Regions from separate parts of the Homo sapiens genome. Here region 1 is linked to region 2. A link is a loop called in an ENCODE intact Hi-C map of the cell type or tissue named here. Cell type or tissue: CD4-positive, alpha-beta T cell. All regions are shown on one strand.

Region 1 (8,000 bases), 550 kb after region 2:
GGATATATTAAGTTGAAATGAATGAAATGGTTGTCTCTGTAGGTTGCATCAATTGAACGTTGAAAATTTCATATGCCTGTATTATTAGTTACTGATTGTGTGTTTGAAATTTCAGTATTTTATATAATTTCTTTGCACATATTTTAATCAATTGATATTTATTTTCATTTTATTATAATTTTGGTCTCAGTTTTAGGTTACTTTTTTTGAATAACTGTTTGTATTTATTTATTTATTTCTATTATAAAATCCAAATCTATTTGTAGGTCATTCAGATTATACAGAAAAGCATAAAACTATAATCCATCCCTAGAGATAACTACTGTTTAACTGTCACTATGCTCATAGGTCTATAGTTCTTCCCAAGAAAATAGATTCTTCAAATTTTGTAGTGACAATGAAGAAAAATGCAATTAATTTGGTGGAAATTTGTTTTACAGTCAAATTTCTGGTCAAGCACCTTAAAACTAGCTATGTGATCTTGAAAAAAACCACTGAATATGTCTAAGCCTATTTTCTCATTTGCAAAATGGGAATGGTAATACATAACCTATCTCATATGCAGTTGTAAAGATTAAATCTATAATGTGAGGAATAAAGAGCGTTAAATATTCATTGAAAGTAATGGCAAAATGCCAATTACTTTTGTACCAACCTAATATAGATATAGGGATATTTGAAAATTGAGATTTGTATTTTTATGACACTATTAAAAATGGTAAACTTTGTGGGCAATATAGATTAAACCAGTCAGGATGTGGGATGATCTTAAATTTTAAATTAAAAATATATTTATTATATTCTTTTATTAGCACAGACAAGAATCTAGGAAAAAACTTGGTACTCACTCCAGGTGAGAGTGGCTCAATACTTTTTAAAAATTAAAATAATAATTACACTGTCATGGTATAATTACCTTTTTGCATGTTAGGCCCCTGTACAAAGTCAGACAATTTGAAAGTATGCTTCCAACCTTGTACTCTGGTCACTGTCCTTATGTTGTCTAGGGGAATGAAAGAGTTGCCTATGACCAAAACTTTCTCCCAGTGACAAGAGTTTAAATTATGAATTTCTAGGCTCATGCTTAGCAAGGCTACCTTCCTATTTTGCTCAAGGTTGTTAGCTCTTGGAGTATGTATATGTGTGTGTGCACTCTTCCATTAATGCAGGCATTTCTGGGTCTGGAGGCCTGGGGAAAGGGTCTTTGACTCTACCTGTGCACTCCTTAACAAATGCTCTCTGTTCCAGGACACGGTAGCCAACCTGAGCAGAGGTCCAGAACCTCCCTTTTTCAAACAATTAATAGTTCCATTAATTCCTAGTATTGTGGATAGAGCACCAAAAGGCAGAACTTTCGGGGATGTCCTGCAGCCAGCAAAACCTGAATACAGAGTGGTAAGACTCATGAGCAGACCTTGGAATCCTTTAGAGGGATGTTTTGGGGGATGTCACTTTGTGTCACCATTTGCCTCTAATCATGCTGTAGACCAACTGTTAGCAATGATAATTTTGACAATTGTTCTTATCTCTGCAAAAGTAATGAGAATGGGGAAATATTTATTTTTTGTAAGTAATTGTGTCAAATTGAAATTCTAAAATCCAAATTATTCCTTTTCTTAAGTGAATGATCATGGAACTATTCACTGGCACTGAGAGTTGTCTCTTAAGTCAAGGATAGGAAAAACATACAGAAATGAAGCAGAATTTGTACCATTACTATTTTATATCAATCTTGTGTCCTGAAAGCTTGCTGAATCAGTTATTAGTTTCAACAGTTTTTCTGGGGGGAGGAGGGATGAGTAAGAGGGGAGTCTGGATTCCTTAGGAATTTCTACATATAGTATCATGTCATCTGTGAATAAAAATAAGCTTATTTATTCCTTTCTATATTTCTTTTCTAAATGCACCTAATTATTTATCCTTATCGGACTGGCTAGAACCTTCAATAGAATGTTCTGCTTTTTAAAAAATTTTATTTAATTTTCTACTTGATAAATAAAAATTATATATATTTACTGTGTACAAGATGATGTTTTGAAATATGTATACATGGGGAATGGCTCAATTGAGCTAATTAACATATACATTATGTCACATATTATTTTTTGTTGTGAGAAAATTTGAGACTTTCTTAACAATTTTTAAAACACAATATGTTGTTTTTAACTGAAGCCATCAAGTTGTACAGTAGCCCTCTTGAACTTATTCCCTCTGTCTAAATGAAATTTTATATTCTTTGATCAATACCTCCCCAACCCCCTAACCTCCTAGCCCCTGGTAACTAACCTTCTGCCAACATTCTACTCTCTACTTCTATGAGTTTAACTCTTGAAGGTTCTATATATAAGTGAGATCATGTGGTATTTATCTTTCTGTACCTGGCTTATTTTACTGAATCTAATGTTCTCCAGGTTTATCCATGTTGTATCAAATGTAAGGATCTCATTCTTATTTATGACTGAATAGTATTCCATTGTGTATATGTACTACATTTTCTTTATCCATTCATCCATTGATGAACACTTAGGTTGTTTCATATCTTGGCTATTGTGAACAGTGCTGCAATAAACATGGGAGTTCACATATCTCTTCAACAAACTGATTTCATTTCCTTTCTCTATATACCCAGAAATGGTATTGTGTATATATTTTACAGTAGTTCTATTTTTAATTTTTTGAGAAACCTCTTGCTGCTTTTCATAATGGCTGCACTAATTCACATTGTCATGAACAGTGTGCAAGAGTTACCTTTTTCTACATTCTTATCAACACTTGTCTTTTGTCTTTTTAAATATTATACATTCTAACAGGTATTAGGTGATATCTTGTTGTAGTTTTAATTTGCATTTCTTCGATGATCACTGATATTGAACATTTAAAAAAATACCCTGTTGAGCATTTGTATGTCTTCTTTAGAGAAATGTTTATTCAGGTCCTTTTCTTATTTTCAAGTTGGGTCATTTGTTTTCTTGCTATAGAGTTGTTTGAGTACCTTATATCTTTTGGATATTAACTCTTTATTGGATGCATAGTTTGCAAGTGTTTTCTCCCATTCTTTAGGTTGTCTCCTCACTTTGTTAATTGTTTTTTTGGTTGTGCAGAAACTGTTTAGTTTGATGTAATATGTGTCTGTTTTTGCTTTTGTTGCTTTTGCATTAGGGGTCATATTAAAAAAAAAAAAACATCGCCTACACCAACATCATGGAGCTTTTCCTCTAGGTTTTCTTTCAGTTGTTTTATAGTTTCAGGTTTTATATTTAAATCTTTAATCAATTTTGAGTTAATTTTTATATTTCCTTCTTCTGCATGTGGATATCCAGTTTTCCCAGCAGCATTTATTGAAGAGACTGTCACTTCCCCATTGTGCGTTCTTGGCACCTTTGTCAAAAATCAATTTATCATAAATGTGCGGGCTTATTTCTGGGCTCCATTGGTCTATGTGTACCAATGGTGTGTTGATTACTTTAGGCCAGTACCATGCTGTGTTGATTACTATAGCTTTGTAGTATATTTTGAAGTCAGGTTGTGTGGTACCTTCATCTTTGTTTTTTTTGCTGAAGATCCAATCCAATGTCAAATAGAAGTTGTGAGACTGGACACTCTTGTCTTGTTTCCAATCGTAGTAGAAAAGTATTCAGTTTTTCACCATTTAGTATGATGTTTTCTTTAGGATTTTTTGTAGATTCTCTTTTTCATGTTTTATGCCTAGCTTATTGCAAGTTTTTGTCAGAAATCAGTGTTGGAGTTTTGCAATTTTTTTTCTACTGAGGTGACAATGTGGTTTTGTCTTTTGTTATTTTAATAAGGTATTTACATTCATTGGTTTTCAGATGTTAAATAAATGCCGTATCATTTAGTCATGGTGTATAATCCTTTTTAGATGTTGCTGAATTTGATTTGCTGATATATTGTAGAGTTTTCTACTCATGTCCATGAGGGATATTTTTAGTTTTCTTTTTATGTGTTGTCTTTGCCTTTGGTATTGGGGCAATAGTGCTTTCAAAGAATGAGTTGGGAAATGTTTTCTCTTGTACTTTCTGAAAAAGTATCCAAAAGATTGGCATTATTTACTCTTTAAATATTTGATTGGATTGACCAGCAAGGCCATATGGACCTGGCTTTTCTTTATGGCAAAATTTTTATTACTAATTCAATTTCTTTACTTGTTATATGACCATTCATATGTCCTATTTTTTTCCTTGCATCAATTTTGTGTCTTTCTAGGAATTTATCTTTATAGGAATTGGTATCATTCTAGGAATTTTCTCATTTCATATAAGTTGTTTAATTTGTTGGTGTAATATAAAAGTTGTTGTTGCTCATGATAATCCCCTGTAATCCTTTTAATTTCTGAAGAGTTGACAATGATATCCCCTCTTTCTTTCTAATTTTGGTAATTTGTGTCCTCAAAGAACTAGCATTTAGTTTTATTGCTTTTACCTATTGCATTACCTATTACTAAATTTTTTAGGCAGGACCAGAGCAGATTTTCATCTTGAGCAAATCCCTTCCTCACTTCCCCCAGCACCCCTCATCCCCTCACACACTAATGTAAAATTCTTTTGAATTATGAGGTTTTCCAGTCTGGCCTGGTGGGAACAGAATCTTGTCACAACTCTCTATGAGCCTGGGGACTGTTCTCTGTAATTCTGTTAGCCCATTCTTTTCTTGGCTTCCAGTAGTTCCCTTATATGCATGCAAACTTGAGGGGAGCTTTCTGCAAATCTCCAGATTTCTGTCTCTGTGCAGCTATCCTCTCTATGATGCTCTGTGCTATAAACTCAAGACTGTTTGGCTTTTGTGGACACCCAGCTCCATATCCTCAACTTAGACTGCCAGACTTGGCCTGAATTCTCCTCCTTCTGCCGTGGCCCGTAAACTCTGATGACATTGAGCTGGTGGATTACAGGGTTCTTGTTTGTCTGCTGCCACTCAAATATCACTGTCTTTCTTTGTCACTTGAAAATCCATTGTTTAATATATATTTTTTCCAGTTTTTTAGTCGTTTCAGGGGGGAGGATAAATACACATCCTGCCACTCCATCTCTTATAAAAATAAAAGCTTAAGTATAAATGTAAGCATAAATATGAGTCATCTGTGGAAAGTTTTGACTGTTCTAATTTGATTCAAATATTCCCTGTATTTGTGTTGGGAGGGAGGTGTGAGGAATTATCAAGGCCTGAAGAAGCCATTTTAATATGCTGTCACTAATATAAACTACAGCTCTAGATCTTCACTTGTATCTGAGTCTACCAAAAGCAAACTCATTGGCCAAACATTCCTATGTCTATTGTTGCAAGGGTTAATATTCTTAGAAGATAACTTACTTGATTAAATAGAACAAAATCTATAAAGGCACCCTAAATTATAGAATTTATAATAAATAATGTCCAAAATATGAGTATAGCAAAAAAACCGTTTATTAGAAATCATTAAATGAATTTTTACTTTCAGGGGGAAGTTGCTGAAGTTATATTTGTAGGTGCTAACCCGAAGAATTCAGTACAAAACCAGGTAGGTATCAATGATTTTCTTTTACAAATGTAAATCCACTTTTTAGCCATTCATTCATTTAAATATCCCTCTAGAGGTTAATAACATAAAGACAAAATGTTCCAACTTGTTTTCCATCTTATTTTGTAGGTACGGGAAAATATTCAATAGGTAGTTAATGTGGATTGAGTCTGGGTAAAAGCACACAGGAAACATATAATTGGCTCCACTTAGGACCAAGTATAGCATAATGCATGTATGACTGCATTGTCTGTCAAGAAGATGTTAAGTTGAATACAATCCCATATATATAATTATGCACCACATACAATGATGTTTCAGTCAAAGATGAACTGCATTTATGACATTGGTCCCGTGAGATTATAATACTCTACTTTTACTGTACCTTTTCTACGTTTAGGTATGTTTAGATACACAAATACTTACCATTGTGTTACAATTGCCTACAACATTCAATACAGTAACGGGCTGTACAAATTTGTAGCCTAGGAGCCACGGGCTATACCATATAGCCTAGGTAGGAGGTTACACCATCTAAGTTTGTGTAAGTCTAAGTCTGTGATGCTCATACAATGATGAATTTGCCTAACAATGCACTTCTCAGGATGTATCCGATATATGACTGTATTCAAATATATAGAACTCTACCAAATGTTGTGAAATAGTCAAAGGGCCAACTGAAGGATGTGTGTCTTTGGCTTCTTCTTCTCTTTTTGGCTCTCTCCTCCTCCTCTACACTACTATCTCTGGTCCTACCTGTACTGTTGTGGAACGGTCACAGATCCCCAGGTGTATACTCTCCTGGCTTGGAGTCCTGGTGCATGTGCTTTACTTTATCTTGCATTGGCCATTTCCCTATTATTTACTACTGGTGCTAATAGAGCATTTATTTATTAAACCTAAAAAATGACATTCAAAATACATGCCCAATGTTAAAACAATATAGAAGTGTAGAAAATAGAATATATAAGTGCTCTTCTACCCACAAACCTGCTTTCCAGAGGTAATAGCTGTTAAGAGTTTTTTAATAAAGCATTTTAGACTTTTTTGTTTTTATCATATGTATGATAAACTATATACATATGTAATATATCTATTAATAAAATTAATGTATACTTGTATAACTTCCTTAAAATATACTTATAACTACACAAGCAGTAACTGGACACATTCTAGTTGTAAAACCTCAAATAATAAAGGAATTTATAGTGGAAAAAGAGTGGGCATATGACTGTGATTTCGAGGTCATGGTTTTCACTGTGGCTGAGGATGCATTCCTTATATCAATTAGCTGTTCTTCCCAGGGCCTATAGTCACTTATAATCCAAAAATACCTTCCTTCCAAAAGAACCTTCCCATTCCTGTTTTTAAAATGTCATTATTGCCAAGATAACAATTGTGGCAATATGACATTCTCAAATATGACATTGGAGGAAAGTCTTCTACTTCTTAGGTAGTCAATATGCACCTGTTTGAAGTAATTTCTTTAGTAAGTGAATCTGTGCCACAATAGTTACGTGTTCATAACATTATTTTCTGAAGATATCAAAGTGTTATATCAAAACTGCATGTTTAGCTGTCACCTGATATCCCTAGGGTAGAGAAATTCTATCATCATTATTGCCATGGAGAAGCAGGAGAACAAAACCTTTAAACTACTATAGTGGTAATAGAATTAATTTCAAAGAATGCTCTGGGACTTGGTATAAAACAATTTCTATCACCCTTCTTCATTAGTAGTTATCATCACTATTTATGGAATGCTTACTATTTTGCAGGTAGTATTTGCAAGTATTCCTATTAAAGTGCTTTATATGCATTATCACATGATTAATTCCATCCTTACGACTACCCAATGAGTTAAGTTTTATTACCCTTACTTTCCAGATGAATAAACTGAGGCCTAGAGAGATAAAGTAACTTATATTATGCATAATTAATGTATGCAGTACCTAATTATGCATCTGGAAGAGATTACGGTAGAGCAGTTGGGAAAAGATTGTCATATGTTTTATCCCTGGTATTCAGAGGCCTAGACTTGTTCTTCAGTCTCTACTCTAGACATATTCAAAAAGCCCACCATATCTTCTCCATCTAAGGCCTTCCCAATGTCATTTGCCATAAATAGACAGAAATAACTCTCTTTACAAGTTCCTATGGTTATGAAAACTTCCTTATTGAATGTAATTCATCAGTTGAATACTTAAAGGAGAATTTTAAACAATTACATGGCCCACATGTAAATAGGTGATACATTTAGCAAGGGGTTATTTGAGCACCAGTAAATGACAGATGTAAAGAACTGTGATAAATATAAGTGAATTAGACATGTACCTTTTAGGGTCACAATCTCAAGGATTTAAAAGGATACTAGAAATGTATAGCCTTTGTCTTTATTAACTTGTCATATCATTCAAATCTGTGCTTTGTTTGAAGCTGAATTCTTGGTCTGAAACAAATTCTTCTATTATAATAATCTTCCAAT
Region 2 (8,000 bases):
TTTATTCCAAGGCACCACTATTTTTACATCAAATCTAAGCTTCCATTGATTTAACAACTCATATTATCTTTTGAACCACCAAGAAAGTAAAAGCATGCTACTAATTATAATAATAAGCTTCCTCTGATTGGAAAATGCATCCCAATTTCCAAGATATTATAATGTGGAAAATGGGCATCTTAGAATGCTGACCTACTCAACTTTTGGAGTGAGTGGGGAGAATCTGGCAAGGATTAGAAAACACAGGTTCAACTCCCAGGTGTAGTAAGCTTCATCACTTATCTTCAAGCCTATGTGCTCCTCTGAAAACTGGGGAGAAATGATATCTCCCTAATTTCACATGATGGTTGTAAAAATAGTGAGAAAATACATATGAAAGAAGCTGCCAGCATGAAAGGATGTTAACTAGATCCAAAATTGGGAAAGAAATTTTATTTATTTTGTTAGAGATACCACAAAACTATAAATTTTGTAAAATATAAAGGTTGTCAAACTGAACACTCGAAGCTAAGGTTCTCTTTCACTTCCCTCTTACCCAGACACAGACACATACAGACATACACACACACACACACGCACGCACGCACGCACAAACAATATTTGATTACCGTAGCAATAGCCTTAGCAAGGTTTCTGAAGAGCTGAATGTAAGCAGATAATGCGTGCGGTCCATAAATTGTCGATGCTGCCTCATATCGCTGAGCCTGCAGGAAAGGCAGGGAGAGTTGTATATGGTTCTGCATATTTAAATCCATTTACAGAGGTGTAGCATTTTAGGTAAGTGTGATGCTTGACATCTCACATTATTCAAAACTGGCACAATCTTCAAGATTATGTATGACAAAAGAGGATGGGCATTTCCATTTACTGGCCAAGGTAAGTGACTCCTATGGACTACCTGTTAAAAGCAGTGGGTTCTCTCTGCTTATGCCATTTAGACTGTCACTCTATTTACTATGAAAGACGGTGCTAGCTCCTAAGCTTTAGTCTATTATAAGTACTTGTAATATAAGTGCTTTCCCCCAGGGCATATATCAGAAGAAAAATAAAACAAAATAAAGAGTCCTAGTAACTTCTGGATAAATAGTTAGAAGGTGCTAACTGGAGAAAGACATTTAATCCATCACAAAGCCATGAAATTGAGCCAAATGCATCTTTTAGCTGACCTCCAGGCCTTTGGTTCTTCTACAGGAACTTCAAAGTTATCAAATCTAAAACCAACCTCACCACTTCAGACATACCAGCTTCCTCCACAACATTCTCATCTCAGCGAATGTCATCTTTCCAGTCTCCCATGTGAGGATCAGCCGGCAGTTACCTTAGACTCCTCTCTCCCTCATCCTGTATCCTATCAGTCTCCACATCTGGTAATTCTGTCTCCTTCAAATCTCCTGAGATCTTTCATTTTCCTGTCTTACTTTCTCCTAAGGTACAAATAGATTTCACCTTAGTTCAAACCCTCATTTCTCACCCAGATCTCTTTTTTTTTATATTTGTATTAAGTTCAGAGGTACATGTGCAGGTTTGTTATATAGGTAAATCACATGTCATGAGGGTTGGTTATACAGATTATTTCATCATCCAGGTAATAAGCACAGTACCTGATAAGTAGTTTTTTGATCCTCTCCCTCCTCCCAGCCTTCACCCTCAAGTGTGCATGTCCATGTCTTGCCCAGATCTTAATTACACTATGGCTTCTTAATCAGTCCTCTGCCTATACACAAGCCCTTCCAATTCATTTTCTACACTGCCATCTATTGACCTTTCTAAATCACAAAATTTTATCAAAGCATTCTCTTGCTTAGAATCCTACTGCAGTTCCCCCAAAGCCTTCCTTACTGAGTGAAGGCTCAGTAGCATAGCATGCAAGACTATCCATCAGCTAACCTGTGTCTCCCACTCTGGCTACCATCTCCTTACCATCACCCTCCGCATACTTACTCCATGCTACTCAACTAATTGTGGTCCATCAATGTGCCTGCCCTCTGGACCTTTGCATATATCGTTTCTTCTATATAGGATACATTCTTACTTTTTATTTGCTTAACTCTCACTTGTTGTCAAGAACTCATACAGATGTTACATCTTCCTGAACAGTCCCAGTACTCAAATACCCAGTCTGGGCTGGTGCTCTTTCTCTTTATTTTTATAACACCTTGTGCATGCCTTTCATGAAAATGTAATCATCTGTTCTCTTTTCTGTCTTCCTACTAGACCCCCGGCTTCCAGTGATCTTGAGGGAAGGGACAGATTCTTTTCATCATTATGCCCCAGAAAGTGGCTAGCACAGTATCTGTCACAATACATCTGTTGAATGAATGAAGTAATTAATAGCAATACTTGCCGGAGTATATCCCTGTGATATGGACAGGAGACAGGAAAATACTGGGTAGAAGAGAGTGGTTCCCTGGCAAAGGCCCCACCCTTAAGCCTGGAAACCTGTGGCCCTAAACAAATGTTCTTAAAGAAACTGAAAAAATGAATTTTTAATTAATTTCATTCTAACTCTAAACAGTCACATGTCGCTACCATACTGGACAGCTCAGACCTAGGTATCAACTGGACTAATGAAGTGGTTTCCTAACTTAAACTTAAATTGTAATAAAAAATTTAAAACGTTTTTATGAACTTCCAATAGGATCGCAGTATTACTTTTAGTACCTGTCACCTCTGTAAAACTCCTGAATTATAACTCATCTACACACATTTGAAAAACAGCAGTATCTGTATGTGTGAGATATGACTGGTTCTAAATGATGCCTGGAGACCCCATGGACTTACAGAGACCCTTCCAGTGATTTCTGAGGTACCTGGGAATCTGTGGCCAATAAATTGGTAATCACTGAATTAGTGAGTTTTTTAAGAATATCAGGCTGCATAAAATCTGACAGCTTGATTGAAAAAAAGCGGGAAAGGGTGCCATTTCATTCAATTAAGGTCCTGTATTAATTCCGTTTAATAAATGTTTGGTCTATCTATGATGTGCTAGCCACTGTGCCAGTGAATGGATATAGCTATGATCTGACTTGCAGAGGAAATCCAAACTAGTACCTTCCGTGCAATAAGGGATACACTGCAAGGCTGCACAGGGTGCTACTGGAGCACAGAAGTGAGTCAGAGGCTTCCCACAGACACACAACACGAGCGGAAACAGAAAGTCTTTATATATCACCATAACGTCAAGGAACACCGGCTGGGAGTTAGGAGAGCTGGGCACTAGGAACGCTTTGAAACTGAATAGCTGTGGGATTTCCGAGGTTATGTTGCTTCTCTACTATATTTTAGTTCCGAAGCTGTACTAATGTTTCTCTTTCTTTTGCTCTTGGTGGGAAAAGCACAATTTGGGGTCAACAGATTCGGCTCAGGTCCGAGTCGCCTGCTGGGACCACGTCGCCAGGAAACGACGTCTCCCGGACACCTTCCCTCCCCGTCAGGCTCTCTGCAGGGATTCACCCCGTTCCCTCTCCCAACGACTCCCGGGCACGCCTCCGTTAAAGGTGAAATATGCTGCTCCTGGGGAGCAAAGATAACCCGGAGGACCAGGGAAGGACCTTCCCACGCGCACGACTCGCGATCTTCCCAGTGCCCCAGAGCCAGGGACCCCACTGCCGCCTACCCCAGCCGCAGCACCGAACCTGTTCACAATTGCGACTCCTCAGGTCCGCTTCCACACCGCCGGAAACGGAAATTCACCGTCGCGCCGACTCGCGGGGAGGGAAACAAAAAGGCAGAAAAAAGAGACCGGCGCCTGGACGACTTCCAGGGGAGAGCTGGAAGACTAGTCAACAGCTGTGTGCGGGCGCCGGCGCCGTCTGCGCAGTGCGTTCCACCGGGTCCGCATCCCTCCCGATTCCGCCCCACCCTGCCCTCGGAATCCGCTGCCTCAACTCCCGCGGTGGGACTCCGGAGCAGCGTACACCGCCCTCGCCTTAGTCCTCCGCGAAGGCCAGGGCAGCTGTGCGGCCTGCCGCGGATTAGTTGGTGCGGTGCAAAAGCCAGAAGGAGACACATTTGGTCCTGGCCACCCCGGAGTCACCGTGCCCGGGACAAATGGACTATGGCTCGACTGGGAGTCGACTTCCTTCTCTTTAAAGATGACAGATGAGGGAGATCTCAGGTTCTGGGGGTGCCCTAAAGCCCTCTTTTGGCAGGAAGCGGTGGCTCATGCCTGTAATCCCAGCCCTTTGGGAGGCTGAGGCGGGAGGATCGCTTGAGCCCAGGAGTTCAAGACCAGCCTGGGCAACTTAGGGAGATACCCCCGCCCACCGTCTCGCAGGAAAAAAAAGAAAGGAAGAAAATTAGCCAGGCACGGTGGCTCACGCCTGTAATCCCAGTATTTTGGGAGTCCAAGGCAGGAGGATTGCTTGAGCCCAGCAGTTCAAGACCAGCCTGGGCAACACAGGGAGGCTACCTCTCTCTCAATCAATCAATCAATCAATCAATGCCAGCGTCGTGGCGGGCGCCTGTGGTCCCTGTGGTCCCAGCTACTCTGGAGGCTGAGGCGGAACGATCGCTTGAGCCTTGGAGGCGGAGGTTGCAGTGAGCTGAGATCGAGCCACTGCACTCCAGCCTGGGCGACAGAGCAAGACACTGTCTCAAAGAAAAATAAATAAATAAAATAAGGCCCTCTTTTTCCAGGACCAACAGACTCTGATGGCAGGGACAAACTGACCCAGCCTAAACTGCCTCGCCTTCCCTGCTCCCGGGAAAGGGGCTTTCCCTGAGGGAAGGTAGCATCTTGCCATTTTCTTCCTGCACAGCTTTGCCTTCCCAGGGATCGGCCCATTGCCACCTGAGGAAATGCCTTGGAGTCCATCTAACCCACAGCCCAGGTACTTGGGACGCCTACAGAGCCTACATTGTCAGAGGATGCATCTTCTTCTAGTCTTGGAGGGGTTCCTTTCAATAAGATCCCACCAGTGCACTCAAGGCTCAATTCTACACCAAAAAACTAGGCCCACTCCTGTCACCGAGACCCCCAGGCTTCAGGTCCTGTCACAGTGACCTTGTTTTCGCCCCCAGCAGCCCCCAGGTATTCACTCTGCATAGGCTATATACTGGGTGCTAAACAAGAGAGGCTACCCACGTGGTGCATGCTTCCCTTATCTGTGAAGAGCTTAGGATGTTGTAACTTCTTCACACTATGCCTCTTACTTCATGGAGATGTCAGTATCCGGGTAGATAATCCTTCCAACATCCTTTTGATCTCATGAAGCCCACTCCTGTCCTCTGCCCTACCTCAGCTTCCCCCTCCCTCCATGATCAGACCTTAGACCTTGTCAGGTCCAAGGACTGCAAACCCCACAGTAGCCCACTCTGACCACCACCTCCTAGCTATCCAGGTTACTCCCTATACTGCCCTGAAACAAAATTCTTGCAACCTTACCAGTACCTCCAATCCAGATCTTACTACCTTTTCACTGTTTCTTCCTTCCTTTATGACTTTTCCCTCTCTAGTGAGCGAGCTTAAACTCCATGGCCAACCATTCTCATTGGTCCCTTGCACACCTCCTCAACTCACCCACCTCCCTGTCACCTCCTATCTGCTTAGTAAGATGGGAGCCCTGGATAAACTCAGCTCTCCATCTATTCCATGCCACAACGATGCAACTAAACATGGCTGGAAGAAAACAGGACCATGCCAGCAGTCCTCACTTTAATCATTCTTTTTCCGGTCTATTCAATCTCCCATTGTTCCAAATGAGTATTTCGCACTTCTTCCTCTCTGTTCAGTCCTTCCTACTGCCTCCCCCTTCCTTGCCTCCTGAAAAAAGAAGGGAAAAAAGACCTTTTGAAAAAAGAAGGGATAGGTGTCCACAACTCAGTGTGAAGTGTTTAAAAAAGAGCCACACAAGCACGAAGAAAGCCAGAAGTGAGTAACCTGCAGAAAAGTAGGTAAAGGTTCTGATCTGGATCCAGATGAGAAATGGAATAGCAAGTTAAAATCAGGAAATATTTTGAAGAAGATAAATGTTCCTGGATATCTTTGAATACTTGGTAAATTATTAAGTTCTTATATATAATAAAGCAAGATTGTAGGTTTGTCTTTTTATTCAGGTATTTGAGGAAAATGTGTCTCCAAGGACTATTGAAATCTGAGACATATGTTGTGGGTACATTAAGGAGAAAGTATAGTAGTGTTTAAGAATTTAAAAATATATTTAGGTCTCATCTTGTAAGTCAGCCCTTCTCCTTACATTAACTATATGACTCCTTCATAGTGGATTATTATTCCATCCAAAATTTCCTATTTCAAAAGCCACATTTGGTTCATGCAGATATGAAAAGATGCCATAGTAGGAGAAAAAAGTTTGGAGATGATTAAGATGCAAACAGGAGTATTTAGTAATACTTTAGTAAGCTTATACGAATATGATAAAATACAGTTTTAATTTGGCTTCTAAGTATACTTTATTCTAGACATTATAAATCACCATCACTTGAGAGAAAAAAAGAGAGCCAGAGATGAATATATACTTTCCAACATAATGTAAAGGCATAGTAGCATCCTCAACATGACGTATGCTGTGCTCCTAAATATTAAGGATAAGATGCTAAAATTTGTCTTTATCCCCATGTTTTGGGTTCTAAAATATTAGATGTAGAAAAAAAGTAAAAAGAAACCACTCTAAGACAAGGAATTTTATTTTCGTAAAACATCCATATCCACATAATTTGTAGGCAGTTTCCTAAATGGCTTTCAGTGATCCCCTTTTCTTAATATTCATATCCTGTCCTTTCAGCTTGATAGTTGGCTTGAGATTAATCACACTTGAGCTTAATCACTTCCAAGTCTAGATGACAAAAGCCTTTGACTTTTTTCTTGCACATTCTTTTTTGCCTTCTTATTTATTAGCCCTGTTGAAGCTGCTTCCATGTTGTGAGATGCTTTATGGGTAACATCCATGTGGTAAAACAGTGAAGTAGGCCTCTTGCCAACCACCAATTAAGAATAACCATGGAGGAACTGAGTCCCACCAACAGCTACTTGAGTCACTATGAAAGTGGACTCATCACTGATTGAACCTTGGAATAACGATAGCCCAATTGACACCTTGATTTTAGCCTTGTGAGATATTCAGGCAAAGAGAATGCAGCTAAGCATTATCTGAATTTCTGACTCATGGAAACTGTGAGATAATAAATGTTTGCTGCTTTATCCACTAAGATTTTGGATAATTTGTTAAACAAACACATAACTAATACACATACATACACAACTTGCAAGATAAAATATAACTTTAGAGGAAAAAAGAAGAAATCAAGCAAGAACTAGATGCAGTTAACATAAACTAAGCTCAACATATTTCATTACAGCATGTGGAAATTGTAAAGTATCTTTTTCTCATATATGTTAAGTACTCAGTAAAAAATTACAGTATTGCTGAAATCTGTATACTGAAGTTGAAAAAGACAAAACTTAGAGGATATATGGGACGTAGTGAAAACATAATTGAAAGATTCAAAATCAAAATTTGTATACCAATTTGTATTTTAAGAAAAATGTAAAGAGTTACAAAAAGTATGTCCCCTTCTCTGACAGTAATTATTACCCTATTTGCTATAATATAATAAATAAGGTTTTGAGTAGCAAATTTGTGGCAGATTTAAGCAACAATCCAGGTAAACAGACACCTTTCTTTCAATAAGGGAGCAGCAAATGACAATTACATTATTCAGCAAAAACATTTTATCTTTGTTTACAGACTTTGTGTGTGTGTGTGACTGTTTCTCACAAATTGCAAAGGTCCCCAATCTTAACAAAGAATTTATTTGACCATTAACTGTATTTCATGGGTAACCTTTATTTTATAACATGAAATTATATATTGAATTTGGATTTTTACATTTTGTTAATTACTAATTCACAAGAAGGGGAAAAATAAAAAATCTTCAAAAAGCAGTTATAGCTCAATGATTTAAATCAATTCACCAGGCTATGGTTGTGGCAGATAATAAAACATTAAATTCTTCTCCCAAAGCTAAGTTGATTACTCTGA

The links. A loop is a pair of places that touch in the nucleus more often than their neighbours do. Peaks named below come from ENCODE experiments on the same cell type or tissue, not always from the same donor. Only the 100,000 strongest peaks of a DNase experiment are listed, where the experiment ranks them.
Region 1: it touches region 2 in a loop (11-fold over the local background); 1 of 110 quality-filtered maps calls a loop at or near these places.

What each region holds. Positions count from the first base shown.
Region 1 is chr10:50,190,168-50,198,167 of GRCh38, reverse strand. It overlaps ASAH2 (N-acylsphingosine amidohydrolase 2), which reads left to right. Exons shown (of 21, transcript NM_019893.4): 18 at 1,249-1,395; 19 at 5,456-5,515. Among named protein-coding and RNA genes, the nearest start is that of ASAH2, 57 kb to the left of the region's middle. In CD4-positive, alpha-beta T cell, no CTCF peak of the experiment used is centred here; no DNase peak of the experiment used is centred here.
Region 2 is chr10:50,735,619-50,743,618 of GRCh38, reverse strand. It overlaps ASAH2B (N-acylsphingosine amidohydrolase 2B), which reads right to left and starts at 3,683. Exons shown (of 6, transcript NM_001321958.2): 1 at 3,636-3,683; 2 at 609-704. In CD4-positive, alpha-beta T cell, a CTCF peak has its summit at 1,923; DNase peaks (open chromatin) are centred at 3,108 and 3,708; H3K4me3 peaks cover 1,547 bases; H3K27ac peaks cover 984 bases.